Linked DNA regions of Homo sapiens: region 2 is linked to region 1. Evidence: read pairs that join two places in POLR2A ChIA-PET (ENCODE). Cell type or tissue: PC-9. All regions are shown on one strand. Each heading gives the region's core, and the rest is flanking DNA. Links, peaks and the distances in the headings are about the cores only.

Evidence for each region. Peaks named below come from ENCODE experiments on the same cell type or tissue, not always from the same donor. Only the 100,000 strongest peaks of a DNase experiment are listed, where the experiment ranks them.
Region 2: POLR2A ChIA-PET joins it to region 1 with 5 read pairs; 1 of 35 experiments calls an interaction of 5 or more read pairs at or near these places.

What each region holds. Positions count from the first base shown.
Region 1 is chr22:36,375,920-36,383,399 of GRCh38, forward strand. The region is part of intron 1 of MYH9 (myosin heavy chain 9); the gene reads right to left. Among named protein-coding and RNA genes, the nearest start is that of MYH9, 8.3 kb to the right of the region's middle. RefSeq lists enhancers at 1,486-1,565, 3,932-4,081. In PC-9, for the core only: no CTCF peak of the experiment used is centred there; a DNase peak (open chromatin) is centred at 3,942; H3K4me3 peaks cover 768 bases; H3K27ac peaks cover 3,221 bases.
Region 2 is chr22:35,565,425-35,572,904 of GRCh38, forward strand. No RefSeq gene overlaps it. Among named protein-coding and RNA genes, the nearest start is that of RASD2, 28 kb to the left of the region's middle. In PC-9, for the core only: no CTCF peak of the experiment used is centred there; a DNase peak (open chromatin) is centred at 4,147; H3K27ac peaks cover 805 bases.

The DNA.
Region 1 (7,480 bases), core at 1,464-6,463:
CATGGTACCTAGTACATACAAGTGCTCAATAATTTCTTTTTTTTTTTTTTTTTTTTTTTGAGATGGAGTTTTGCTCCTATTGACCAGGCTAGAGTGCAGTGATGAAATCTCAGCTCACTGCAACCTCCGCCTCCCAGGTTCAAGCAATTCTCCTGCCTCAGCCACTCCAGTAGCAGGGATTACTGGCATGCACCACCACACCCGGCTAATTTTGTATTTTTAGTAGAGACGTGGTTTCACTGTGTTGGCCAGGCTGGTCTCGAACTCCTGACCTCAGGTGATCCACCCACCTCAGCCTCCCAAAATGCTGGGATTACAGGCGTGAGCCACCGTGTCCGGCCAGTAAACTTTAATAATTATAATTAATAACGAGACTGTGATGGGACCCAGAGAGCAGCTCTTCCTCCCTTCCATGCCCACCTTCCCATCCTCCCTCCTCCTCCCAGGCAATCCTAGCCTCCAGGAACCTAGCTCAAGATGCTCAGATGTCTCCTGACTCAGGGTAGCATGGGCTTGCCTCAGTATCCCAACTCCCTGTTGGAGGATAAGGCTGCTTGGTGACAGGGACAGGCTGTCAGCCCTCCATCGCTGCTGAGCCCCACCAAGCCAGCACAGTGCAGACCACATAGCTGGAGCTTAGGGAGTCTCTGCGGACTGACTTGGCAAAGGGCAACTCCCTTATACCCAATACTTGGTTCTTAAATATAAAAAATAAAAACTTGAAAATGCCCCCCTACCACCACCTTTCTCCTCCCAGGGATTCCCCGATCAGTGTTCTGTAAAATGAAGAGGTCACTAACCGGCATTCAAAAGCTTTTGGCTATCTAGGCCTCCCTGTCGCAGGCTTAGAACTGAAGACACTGGCTGGGCGCAGTGGCTCATGCCTGTAATCCCAGCACTTTGGGAGGCCGAGGCAGGTGATCACCTGAGGTCTAGAGTTTGAGACCAGCCTAGCCAGCATGGTGAAACCCTGTCTCTACTAAAAATACAAAAATTAGCTGGGTGTGGTGGTGCACACCTGTAATCCCAGCTACTTGGGAGGATGAGGCAGGTGAATCGCTTGAACCCGGGAGGTGGAGGTTGCAGTGAGCCAAGATCGTGCAACTGTACTCTAGCCTAGGCGACAAAGCGAGACCCTACCTCAAAAAAAAAAAAAGTGAAGACACCAATGAGACCTGAACCCCATTTGTGCAATAAGGACTAGGAGCTGACTCTGTCCCAAACACGGAGTTACAGCATAGGGACAGAAATGAAAGAAGACCCCGCCTTTGACCTCCTCACCCGCAGAGGACAGCGAGTTCTCAAATCTTCTCCCCGATTCTGGCCCAGTTAGATTAAGTCACCCAGACTGTCCCAAATGCCTCGTTCTTATGTTTATCTGACAGGAAGCTGCCTTCTCTAGCTCAGTGACTTAATGTGAAACACAGGAAACGTAGTGGCTTTTGAACATAGACAACTCTAAATAAAGGTGCCTCTATCGCTTTGTAACAGCCTTTCTAAAAAAAAAAATACTTAAACCAGCTCAGATCAGTGTAATGAGATGAATTGAACTGTATGGGAAAAGGATGCAAAAGTTGCAGGCATCAGAAACCTCAGCATCAATGCCGGGGGCGAGTTCCAGCAGGTTCCTCAGTCATCTTAATCACCGCACCTTGTTATCAAGGGACAGGCTTGTTGGATAAATACGAAATCTCTAAAACTTGAACCTGGCCGGGTGCGGTGGCTCACGCCTGTAATCTCAGCACTTTGGGAGGCCAAGGCGGGCGGATCATGAGGTCAGGAGATGGAGACCATCCTGGCTAACACGGTGAAACCCCGTCTCTACCAAAAATACAAAAAAATTAGCCGGGCACGGTGGCGGGCACCTTGTAGTCTCAGCTACTCGGGAGGCTGAGGCAGAAGAATGGCGTGAACCCGAGAGGCGGAGCTTGCAATGAGCCGAGATGGTGCCACTGCAGTCCAGCCTGGACGACAGAGCAAGACTCCGTCTCAAAAAAACAAAAAAAAACTTGAACGTGTATTTCCTACCACCTGAGGAGAGATGATGTTATTGTTACTATGAAGAAAAGGAGAAGCTGGACGAGGTGGCTCACACCTGTAATCCTAGCACTTTGGGAGGCCAAGGCAGGTAGATTGCTTGAGCTCAGGAGTTTGAGACAAGCCTGGGCAACATGGCAAAACCCTGTCTCTACAAAAAAAAAAAAAAATTAGCCAGGCCTGGTGGTGCACACCTGTGATCCCAGCTACTTAGGAGGCTGAGGTGGGAAGAATGCTTGAGACGGAGGCCGAGGCTGTAGTGAGTTGCTATCGCGCCACCACATTCCAGCCTGGGCAACAGAGCAAGACGCTGTCTCATAAAAAAAGAAGAGAGATGAAGGGGAGGAAGAGGAGGAACAGACCACTTCACATCCATTTATAATGCTAAGAAAGAGGCTTCTCCACGGTGCAGATGGGAAAACTAAGGCGAGCAGCAGGAGAAAAGGCGGGGGGTCTGCTCCTAGCTCTGCCTGATCCCAAAACTTTATTTTGTTCCTTCTCCCGTGCATTTTGTGTTGAAAATATAACAAATTATCACCGGAGACATTAAGTGACCTAAAGTTACTAGAAATCAGGGCTGGCTGAGGACAGTGGGCAGCAGTGTGGCTTTCTGAATGGCCCACCCTGCTGCCTGGCACCACCCCATGTGAAATATTGATTTTTCGAGCTGTGGGAACTTTCAGCCCAAGTGGTCACGTCCAGCTGGAAGAAGTTCAGAGAAACCCAAAACACTTCCCACCCCATTCCTTAACCCTAGTGCCCCCCAACAAAAAACAACAAAAAAGACGAAGGGAGTAGAAGAATAGACTCTTAAGGAAAGATTAAAGGAGCTCAGTATGTGTTGCTTGGCTAAACAGGGCATAAACATCAAAAAAAAAGAGAGTCACCATTTAGAAAACACGCTTAAATGAAGCCTCCTGATTTGGAAAGGCACTGGGTATGAGCGAAACCAGGGGCCAAGGTTTTCTACCGACTCACAGAATGAGCTTAAGCAAATCGCTTTTTCTCTAATTAGGAAAAAAAAAAAGAAATGTTATTTTAATTATTCCCAACATCTCTTCCAGCCAGGCATTCTATAATTCTAAATCCAGTAGGGAGGGTTTTCATTGTTGTTGCTGATTTTTCTTTTAAGCAGGGGATGATTTCAAATTAGAGTTAAAATGCAAGAAGAAAGGCTCTTCTTTCTAAGGCCCACGTCCTTTTGGTGAGTGGCAACCTACTCAGAGATTAGCTTCGAGCTCCCCCAACACATTAAAAATTGTACAGAGAGGCCAGGCGTGGTGGCTCACGCCTGTAATCCCAGCACTTCGGGAGGCCGAGGCGGGTGGATCATGAGGTCAGGAGATGGAGACCATCCTGGCTAACACGGTGAAACCCCGTCTCTACTGAAAATACAAAAAAAATTAGCCGGGCGTGGTGGCGGGTGCCTGTAGTCCCAGCTACTTGGGAGGCTGAGGCAGGAGAATGGCGTGAACCCGGGAGGTGGAGCGTGCAGTGAGCTGAGATCGCGCCACTGCACTCCAGCCTGGGTGACAGAGCGAGACTCCGTCTCAGAAAAATAAAAAGTTGTACAGAAAGACATCATCTTGGCCTAAGAAGGCAAGAGAGGGACCTCCCTGAGAAGCCCCTTTTCTCCTCTGGGACATACCATAAGGATGGTAAGGGCCTCTGAGAAGTACCAAGGAAGTGACTCGAGGGTGGGGAAGATCAGCTACCTGTAACCCCACTACAGGCCTTAGCCCAACCTGCACGGCAGGAAGCCACACCCTTCCGGAAGGCCCTGCAAAGGCTCCTTCCAGCCACAGCAGGAGGGTCCTGGGCTAGAGATGCAGACAGCCACTGAGGGACTCCCAGCTGCTCCAGCGCTTGGCGGGCTAGCTAAGGGCCTTCTCTGGGGACACCTGCCCGGGTGCTGAATCATCTCAGGCTCGAGAAGCTAATCGTGGGAATGGGAACCTGAGTAATTCCAACAGAAGCCTAGGTTACTTTTTAAAGAGACATGCATCAGAGTGGGCAGCTCCCCTCCTGCCTCCCAAATATTTGGTGCCATCTAAGCACAAGGGACAGGGAGCTGGGTACAGATACAGGCCGCCCGCCCATGCAGTGGCGGTCCCATTTTAGAGCCAGTCTCATAGTGTGTGCTCATGTGTGACTCACACCATTCCCCCAGGAGGCCCGGAGGCTGCCTTGCAGGACCTCAGGACCCTGATGGGGTCTTCCAGACTTCACTCAGGAAAGGAGTCAATCGGGCACAACAGCAGCGCCGGCAGCTCCTCCCAGGGCCCACACCATCCAAGGCGAAAGACAGCCATCCTTGAGAAGGGGGGTAGGGCCCTCCCATTCAAAACACCCCTCTGATCACATCTTCTCAAGAATTTGGGCTTTTCCAGTGTTGTTATACATAAAAACCACAGGCCAGATGTCTTAGGGGAAACTGGGGACAGAGTGGGAAGGGGCATAATAGTGGATGCAATGACCCCAAGTTAAAAAAGAAGGCCAGGTGGCCGGGTGCGGTGGCTCACGCCTGTAATCCCACCACTTCGGGAGGCCAAGCCAGGTGGATCACCTGAGGTCAGGAGTTCGAGACCAGCCTGGCCAACATGGTGAAACCCTGCCTCTACTAAAAATACAAAAATTAGCCAGGCGTGGTGACAGGTGCCTATAATCCCAGCTACTCGGGAGGCTGAGGCAGGAGAATCGCTTGAACCTGGGAGGTGGAGGTTGCAGTGAGCTAAGATCACGCCACTGCACTCCAGCCTGGGCAACAGAGTGAGACTCTGTCTCCAAAAAAAGAAAAGAAAAGAAAAGAAAAGAAAGAAAGCCAGGTATGTGAGGGCCTGGGTTGGGCTTCAGGTTGGGGTGGGCTCCCCAGGACAGGACAGCTTATGATTTGGAGCCAAGCGAATTATGGAAACCTTGCAAGAGGGTATCCCAAAACGCTTTCCAGACACACATGCAGGCTTTCTCTTCTCATACAGCAAAGAAAAATCAATCATCTACCATTTCCCAGAATATGAGGAAGTAGATCAGAAAGGACTTCTGTTTAAGGGGTTACTCTAGTGATGTGACATCATGGGAAGAAAACAGGACCCAAAGGTTTCAAGCACAAAGACCCTTCCCTCTTACCTTGTAAAAGGTAGGCATTCAATATGCAATATGGAACCTAAAGCAATGCACTTTAAAGTTGAGACCTACAGATTAGCCAGCTGGACCCCTTATTTTTATAGTTAAGAAAAATAAGAAATAGCTGAATTTTTTATTCTTTAGGGACAATATGGCCGGGCACACTGGCTCATGCCTGTAATCCCAGCACTTTGGGAAGAAGAAGCAGGTGGATCACTTGAAGTCAGGAGATGGGGACCAACCTGGGCAACATGGTGAAACCCCGTCTCTACTAAAAATACAAAAAAATTAGCTGGGCATAGTGGCGCACACCTGTAATCCCAGCTACTCAGGAGGCTGAGGCAGGAGAATCACATGAACCCAGGAGGTGGAGGTTGCAGTGAGCCGAGATCGATCATGCCACTCCAGCCTGGGCAACAGAGCGAGACTCCATCTCAAAAAAAAAAAAAAAAGTATTGAGTGAAATGTACTGCTCACTCCCTGCTCCTGTTGCCTAGACCCTAGGCAACCACCATTACCAGGGTCTCAGTATCTTTCCAGAAATACTGCATGCACAGAGCAGAGTTTACATACCATGTTTTACACAAAACGAAGCACCATTTACACTACTTTGCGTCTGGTGTTTTTCACTTACAACATAGCTTGGAGAGCACACCCTATCAGTACATATGGATTGACCTCATTTTTCAAAGGGATGCAAGGACTTCCACTGTACAGCTGTACCATGATTTAGTTGACCTTTTTAATAGCACAACTTGTTTCCTGTCATCTTCTATGTCAATGCCGCAATGAAGATTCTCAGACATTTCCTTCAGCACATCTGAGTTTATCTGTGAGATGAATTCCTAGAATATAGTCGGAAGGAGTATGCTTTGACAGATACTGCCAAACAACTTTCTTTTGTTGTTGTTGTTGTTGTTTAATGTAACCCAGAGACAGACTCTCCCTGTGTTGCCCAGGCTGATCTCGAACTCCTGGGCTCAAGCAATCCTCCCCCATTGGCCTCCCAAAGTGCTGGGATTACAGATGTGAGCCACCATGCCCAGCCCCAAACGACCTTCTAAAAAGAGGGTTGTACAATATACACTCCCATCAATAAGGTACCAGAGTGCTGGCCAGGTGCGGTGGCTCACGCCTGTAATCCCAGCACTCTGGGAGGCCAAGGCGGGCGGATCACCTGAGGTCAGCAGTTCGAGACCAGCCTGGCCAACATGGTGAAACCCCATTTCTATTAAAAATGCAAAAATTAGCTGGGCGTGGTGGCAGGCGCCTGTAATCCCAGCTACTTGGGAAGCTGAGGCAGGAGAATCGCTTGAACCCAGGAGGCGGAGGTTGCAGTGAGCCGAGATCACACCACTGCACTCCAGCCTGGGCAACAGAGCGAGACTCAGTCTCAAAAAACAAAAAAAAGAGTGCCTAGGAAATTAAAATTACTTGATTTTGCTGGGTGTGGTGGCTCATGCCTATAATCCCAGCACTTTGGGAGGCCAAGGCGGGTGGATCGCCTGAGGTCGGAAGTTCGAGACCAGCCTGGCCAACGTGGTGAAACCCCATCTCTACTAAAAATGCAAAAACTAGCCGGGTGTGGTGGTGCACCCCTGTAATCCTGGCTACTCGGTAGGCTGAGGTAGGAATATTGCTTGAACCCAGGAGGCAGAGGCTGCAGTGAGCCAAGATCATGCCACTGTACTCCAGCCTGGGCAACAGAGTGAGACCCCATCTCAAATAAAGAAATAAATAAATAAATAAAATTACTTAATTTTTCAGTTTTTCAGGCACTCCCATACATAACTTGTGGGCACATAAACTGGTATGATATCTTTGTAGGGAGATACGGCACCTCCTCGGAAATCAAACCTGGCCAGGTGCAGTATTTCACACCTGTAACCCCAGCACTCTGAGAGGCTGAGGCAGGAGGGTTGCTTGAGCCCAGGGGTTTGAGACTAGCCTAGGCAATACAGCAAGATCCCATCCCTACAAAAAACACAAAAATTAGCCAGGTGTAGCAGTGTGCACTTGTAATCCTGGCTACTCAGGAGGCTGAGGCAGAGAATTGCTTGAGCCCAGGAATTTGAGGCTGCAGTGAGCTATGATCATGCTACTGCACTATAGCCTGGGCAACAGAGCAAGACCCTGCTTCAAAACGAAATCAAAAAACAAAAAGGAAATCAAACCTCCCCTCACCCAGAGCCAGAGTTGGAAGTAAGGTCTCCAGTCACCCAAGTCCAGTGCTCTTCCTGTATCACCCTTTGGCTATCTCCCAGACCACAGGAAACCATGTGTTTGAACTGAAACCACAGTCTGCACACCTTCTGTCCCA
Region 2 (7,480 bases), core at 1,162-6,161, 810 kb before region 1:
GTATAAGCACACACAACATGCATGCATACAGAGGCACAGCAGGCACAGGCTTGCCCACACACTCTGCCAAGAACAAGTCAGGAGGAGGAGGAAGGTAGACACATCATTCTTCTCCCTCTAGTTCAAATGACTTCTCTTCCTTGGCACAAACTTTTGTTTTGATATCTTTTGTTATTTTTTTAGATCGCAAAGACATGGGATGGAAACCAAATCCCTGGGGTTTCCAGATGGAAGATGTGGTTTCTAACAACGCATCTACTTAGGCAAACTGGAATAGCAAAAGAATCTGGAGGCCTCTTGGAGTGTTTGTGATATCTGCAGCACCCCTCCAACTTCTCCTCCCCCTCTCACCCGCCTACCCCACCACAGGGAGGCAATGCAGGGCTGGACGCCCTGCTCTTGCTGCTAACTGCAGCTCTGCCATCTTTTCACTGTGTGAACTCAATCAATCCCCTCCCCATCTCTGGTCCTTCCAGATTTGATGGGGAGTGGATAGACCGAGGTTCAGTTATCCCCATACACAGATGAAGAAATCGTGGCTGCAATAGGTGAAGAGGGCCTCCTGAAGGTCATACAACCAGAACCCACATGTTGCAGCTTCCTCCCAGTGCCCATCGCTACGGGGCTTCTCGTGCTTGAATGTGCATATGAATCTCCCTGGGGTCTTGTTAAAGTGCAGACTCTGATTCAATAGGTCTGAGGTGGACTTAAGCTTCTTTCTAACAAGCTTCAGTTTTAAGATTCTTTCTGGCTGGGTGCGGTGGGCCCATGCCTGGAATCCCAGCACTCTGGGAGGCGGAGGCGGGCGGATCACCTGAGGTCAGGAGTTTGAGACCAGCTTAGCCAACACGGTGAAACACCGTTTCAACTAAAAATGCAAAATATTAGCCAGGCATGGTGGTGCGCACCTGTAGTCCCAGCTACTCAGGAGGCTGAGGCACGAGAATCGCTTGAACCTGGGAGGCAGAGGCTGTAGTGAGCCAAGATCGTGCCATTGCACTCCAGCTTGGGCAACAAGAGTAAAACTCCGTCTCAAAAAAAAAAAAAGATTCTTTCTGACAAGCTCCAAGGTGATGCTGATGCTGCTGGTCTGTGAGTATACTTTTACTAGAAAATTATGTCACTCAGACCAGGCACCGTGGCTCACGCTTGTAATCCCAGCACTTTGAGAGGCTGAGGCGGGCGGATCACGAGGTCATGAGTTTGAGACCAGCCTGGCCAACTTGGTGAAACCCCATCTCTACTAAAAATACAAAAATTAGCCAGGTGTGGTGGTGCATGCCTGTAATTCCAGCTACTCAGGAGGCTGAGGCAGGAGAATCGCTTGAACCCAGGAGGCGGAGGTTGCGGTGAGCCAAGATTGTGCCATTGCACTCCAGCCTGGGTGACAGAGCAAGACTCGTCTAAAAAAAAAAAAAAAAAGAAAAAAAGAAAGTTATATCACTCTTCCATGGTTTTTAAAAAGGTGTAATGGGGCTGAGGTTTGACTCTCCTGCACAGCTCCCCACTCCCCTGGCTGGGACAGTGATGACAGCATCTTGTGTCCTCCCTTTCTCTTTGGTTCTAGGCCCCTGGTGCGACCCACCTCCCCTTCCTGAGCCATTTCCTCACCTATCCCACCTTTGGAGCTGAGGATGCTCAGTGGGATGGAGATCTGATTCCGCACGCTCCGAGTGCCTTGCTACCTGGATGCCTAGGACACATCCCTTCTCCTCCTGAAGCCTCAGTTTCCCCATCTGTACAGAGAGTGGGTTAGATTTGTCCTCAGAACTGGCTGCACCTCAGAAGCACAGGCAGAGTTTTTACGAAGTACCCTGGCCAGGATGCCACTCAGATTTTATTTCATTGGATGGGGGTGAGGCCCAGACGTGGATATTTTTAAAAAGCTGCCCAGGTGATGCCAACGGGGTGCCAGGGTTGAGAAGCACAGATCTGGTGATCGCTAAAGGTCAGCCCAGCGCCGACTGTCAGAGTGTGTGGTCCCATGGCCAGGTCTGCACACTGACACCATGCTGTCCTATGCAGCGCTCAGAAGCAGATTGGAAAAGTCTCAAAAAGATCTCAGTGCAGCTATTAGACAAGGTCACGCGCCCCCTCATGGGAAACGGCTCTTGAGTTGATGATCAGGATACAGACCCTGGCAGAGAGCTGAACTTTCTTTTCTGCTGACTGACACATGATGAATACTTTAATTAAAGACTCAACCCCACACATCAATCATCAGCAGACCTCCCCCACCAATGTGCCCTCCCACGGGAGGGCTGGAAAAGCTGTCTCTGTGTGCCAGGTGGGACAAGGGGAGGGTGCACCCAGGCTGCCGCTGAGCGCTGGGAGTTAACCTGACATCATGTCCAAACAGGGGGCCCGATTAGCAGGAGGACCCTTGGCTGCCTCACAGCAGAGACAGACCCATGAAAAGATTTTCTTGAAGCCAGCCGGTTGTACGTCTGTACAGTCCAGAGGTTTCCATAGCGACCCGTCTCTTCCTAAGGCTGACAATGGGCTCCAGCACCAGGGGAAGGCTTTCAACGTCCTGAGGATCCCAGCCCGAAATGGATGGGCTGAGCCTGTCTAATCTTGGCTCCACTGGTCCCTCGAGGCACGTCCTTTCAGAAAGGACACTGAACAGGCGGCAGCCCCGCCCCCACTGAGCCCTCAGAGGATGGGAAAGCAATCTTTAGGATGACAGCAGTTAGCGGGTACCTCTCCGTGGTCCCTCTCCACCAATTAGGGCGGTGGATAAGCAGCTGTACCCTGAAGTTAGACCACCCAGGATTCAAATCCCGGCTCTGCCACCTGGGTAACTATGGGCAAGTGACTTGATAGCTGCCTGCCTCAGTCTCCCCAACTGTGAAATAGGGATAATAATACTATCCTCTTCATAGGACTCTTTTGAGGATTACCTGAGTTCATTAAGGGAAGTCCTTACTACAGAATCCGGCACATTGCTCTCATTTTTTACAGCCCAATAGTCATAGATCATGAGACGGTCTCAGTCCCCAGGCTAGAAGGGCTATGCCAGGCCCCCAGTCTCTCCACTGCCCAGGGCGGTGTTTCTGAGGCTTGACCTGGAGGATTTTTAGTCACCCCAATGTCCAGTGCACCCTCCATCTGTGCACCAGGATCTCTGAGGGTGGGACCCAGGCATCTCTTTTTGGAAAACTTTGCAGGTAGTTTCAATGCTTAACCAAAGTTAAGAACAATGGAAATCTGTCAGCTTTTGTGCCTGTAAGGTTTATTTGGCCTGAGTCGTGAGACCCCATGGAGCTCCTGCAGCCTGTGTGGAATCAGGGGAGGGAGGAGTGGACACAAACAATATTTGCACAGTACTAGGCACCCTTTGTGTGCTCATTCATTCATTCATTCCACACAAGCACTTATGCACTTACAATGTGCCCATGCTGTGCCGATAGCCAGGAATGAGACAGAGGGGCCCCGCCCCATGGCACTTACTGACCCGTAGGGGAGGCAGACATTTATGGTTTATCACACAAACACGCTGGCAATGATAAGAACCACACAGAGCAGCTGAAGTGGTCAGGTGGCTTCCCATTCCAGGTGAGATCTGGAGGTTGCGGGGCAGTTAGCAAGTGGGAGAGAGCTGCATGCGGGGAAGGTGGGAGGCGTTGCAGGAAAGGTGAGGGAGACACAGCTGAGCTGTGGTGCTGGCCAGCTGGGGCCTTGCGCCTTATCCGGGCACTGTGACGGCCACTAACAGGTTTTAAGTACCGGAATGACATGATCGGATTTGTAATTTAACTAGATCCTTCTGACTGCTGTTGGGGGAACAGACTGTCAACCTCACAACAGCACTGTCAGCTGAGTATTAGACAAATGATGAACCTGGGCCCAGGGAGCTGAGTCACTCATCAGAGACGTGTGGCTAGCAAGCAACAGAGGCCAGGCCCATCCCAGGCCCCTGCTCTCAGATCTGGGTTCTTTGCACCCCCTCCCCTGGCTGTGTCCATCTCTCTCTCTGCTCCCCGTTTCGTCCCCATTATCTCAGGATCGACTCCAAACTCCCTGTGAGACAATACGATCATCCACATTGGATGACAGCCTTTCTCAAAGCCTCTGTGAGCACAAGTCTTCATTCTTTAGGGATCACTCTGATTTTGAGAAGCAGCCAAAGGCTTTCCAAGCCAAACTTGGCAGGATAAGGTAGGTGATTATATTAGTCACCTATTGCTATGTCACAAATTGCCCCAAAACTTAGTGGCTTAAAACAACAATAAACCTTAATTCTTTCACACATTTCTGTGTGTCAGGAATTGGGAGCAGCTGAGCTGCATAGTCTAGTTCTGGTCTCTCCTCTTTCCCAATGCCTCAGTTTCCCCAATTATAAACCAAGGTGCTTGAACCGGACCCTAATATCCCTCTTAACCTTGGTGCTTCCAGAAAAGGTTTGATTCTCCCACTCTTGCCAATTCCTCTTCCTCCTTAGGCGGTGGGCCCAGGCTCACAGAGAACTGCAGGTCATTAGCCAAACTTTTTTTTTCTTCCACAAAGAGCTTCGGCCTATAGCTGGGCGCTTTCTACCTACCTGCTGCAAAGGGCCGGAGGTGAAACCCTGAACCTGAGATGAGGTCAGAGCAAAAACCCAAAATGTCATCCCCCAAGACTCCTGAGCTGTGGCGGGGTGCACTGAGAATGGGTTGCAGACTTCCTTGTGGTCCGCTGCGGGGCCACTAACTGCTCTGAAGTGTCTTTGCCCTGAGTTCTCTGAAACACTGAGCACCTAAGGGAGAGCAGGCACGCGGCAGATGGGTGACAGCAGCCAGGCACACCTGCCGCACTCCGATCCCTCCTGGCTAGGGGCTAGGCATCTTGGAACGCTTACGAACGGGGTCTTCAGCTCTGCAGCCCCCAATCTCAAGACAGCTGGCTCTGTTCTGCCCATCAGGTCCTGAACCCGGAGGCAGGACCTGAAATACCCCAAGGCAGGGACTCACATCCACTGACCTGCTGTGTATCTGGGATTAACTGGAGTCTGGAAGACAACGGGGAGCCTCCAGCTCACCCCCAAAATGAAAGACAGCTCCTGGGGAGCTTATCATTTAGTAGGACAGATGGATAGTTGCCAAATAACCACGCAGGTAAAGGGACCATCACAAGTCTAGCAAGGGCTATGAGGAGCACAGTGGAGCTGGCTGTTAGTGGAGGGCCCCTGGCGAGGCCTCCTGGGGAAGGGATGGTTCAGCTGAGCTTACATCACAGGCAAAAATAAAATAGGGAAAAGAATATCCACCCTCCAAGGGCCCATTTAACTTAGCAAGGGAGAAATGGGGCAGGGAGATTAATGGAAAGAAGGAATTTGGTGGCCGTGCAGCAGGGTCCTGAGCGTCAGCGGCCCGTCATCCCAGTGTTCCTGGGAGGCCAGCACTGGGAGGCACTGGCATCCCAGCCAGCAGCCAGGGTCAGGATTCTAGCCAAAGAGACCTGTCAGGGCCTTGGCACCACCTTGGAGGGACTGCACCGTTCCGCTATCCATTGCTCCTGGAAGTGGCATTACCCTGCCTCCTGGCTGGTGCCGGCCCCTCTGAGCCTCAGCCTTGCTGCTGCTTCCCTGGCTGCATCAGATGCAAGTGGAACAGCAACAGGCCGGCACCCCCAGGGCTGTGTTCGGCCCCTCCGAGAGTCTGCCCTCTGTGGAGTGGAGTCCGGCTAGGACCGTCTTGGCCGCATGCTGAAAGCAGCCCCCAACCCCTCTGACCTACCAGCAACCCACCCACCAGCACGTGGTTGCAGCCTGCTTCTTGGGTCTCCCTGTTCTTGGTGCTTCACCCACCCAAGGCAGGTCATATCTCTCCCGGAGCCAGACCTTCCAAAGGCTTCCCACTTCACCCAAACAAACCCAAGATCCTTCCCCAGGCCTCCGAGGCACCGGCACATCTCTGGCCTCATCTGCTACTCCTCAACCCAGACCTCCTTGCTGTGCCTCCAACTCACAGGTACAGGCAGCCACAGGGCCTTGGTACCTGCTTTCCCCAATGACTTTTCTTCCAAATACACACGCGGCTTCATCTGTCACTTCCTCCACATCTCTGCTTAAATCCCGTCTATTCAAAGAGGGCTTCTTAGCTACTCCATCCAAAATAACCCCTCGGGCACTCTTTACTCCCCCTCTCTGCTTTTCTTCTTTATAGCATCTATTGCATTATATATATATATGAAATAAAAATTTTATTTATTATTTGTGTCTCCCCTAGAATGTAAATCTCAAAGCTCAGAACACTGGTTTTGTTCACTGCTATATGCCCAGTGCCGGCCAGATGCGGTGGCTCACGCCTGTAATCCCAGCACTTTGGGAGACCAAGGCGGGCAGATCATCTGAGGTCAGGAGTTCGAGACCAGCTTGGTGAACATGGTGAAACCCTGTCTCTACTAAAAATACAAAAATTAGCCAGGCATGGTGGTCCACATCTGTAATCCCAGCTACCCGAGAGGCTGAGGCAGGAGAATCACTTGAACCCAGGAGGTGGAGTTTGCAGTGAGCCGAGATCATGCCACTGCACTCCAGCCTGGGCAACAGAGCGAGACTCAGTCTCAAAAATAAATAAATAAATAAATAACCCCAGTGTCTATAGCATGGCCTGACGTATAGGAGGCCCTCAGAAAATATTTGTTGAATGAACAAATGAATCAAGCACAAATTAGGTTGTCAAAATACAGAATGGATGGGGGAGAATGCTATGATTGCCAAAATTGTGCCGAGTTGTTGGGTGGCAAATGTTTGTTGAATGACTATATGAATATATATTGACTGGGGGTGCCATAGGAAGAGTGCTCCTGCTGGGTACATGTCCCAGCTCTGCCACTGATGAGATAGGCCTGTCATAGGCCTATTCATGCCTATCTCCTTTTGAGGTCTTGATCTTCATCTGTGTAATATGAGAGAATTGTGTTAATATCAGGTCATTTTTTTTTCCATTTTTTAAAGCAGCTTTGAGGTGAAAACACACATGGCAACCCAATGGATAAAGCGGAGGTGGTGGTGTTGAAGGCAGGAATCTTAGAACCCTGTCCATTTGGACTCCTTTCTTTCCCTCCTCCCCTGTGCCCCAAGGTGGTTGGAAAGGCCCCTTCTGAGAACGGTTGAACTCCCCTGGACTCACAGTTCCCTAAATCCTGGTAGTAAATTGCATCTTTGTTTAGCAACTATTCATCACCAGCTCTGTCAGTTGATGTTGACTTGACTGCGTGACTTTATTTTCCCCCAAAATGTGGGCCCGTGTGACAACGTGATGGATTCCAGTGGAGGCTTTAAGAGGCGTTGCAAGTTCCTCCTACCACCTTGCACTCCTGCCCTGGGCCCTGGGATGAGAGACACGTGGACCAGGCCTGACTCTGGCCACAGCCCGCACTAGAGCTTGTGGCAGCAGTTCCCCCTGCCACTGGCACACAACCTGAGGAAGAAATAAAGATTTATTGCTGCAAGAAACTGAGATTGAGGTTGTTTCTTATGCAGCATAACCTGGTG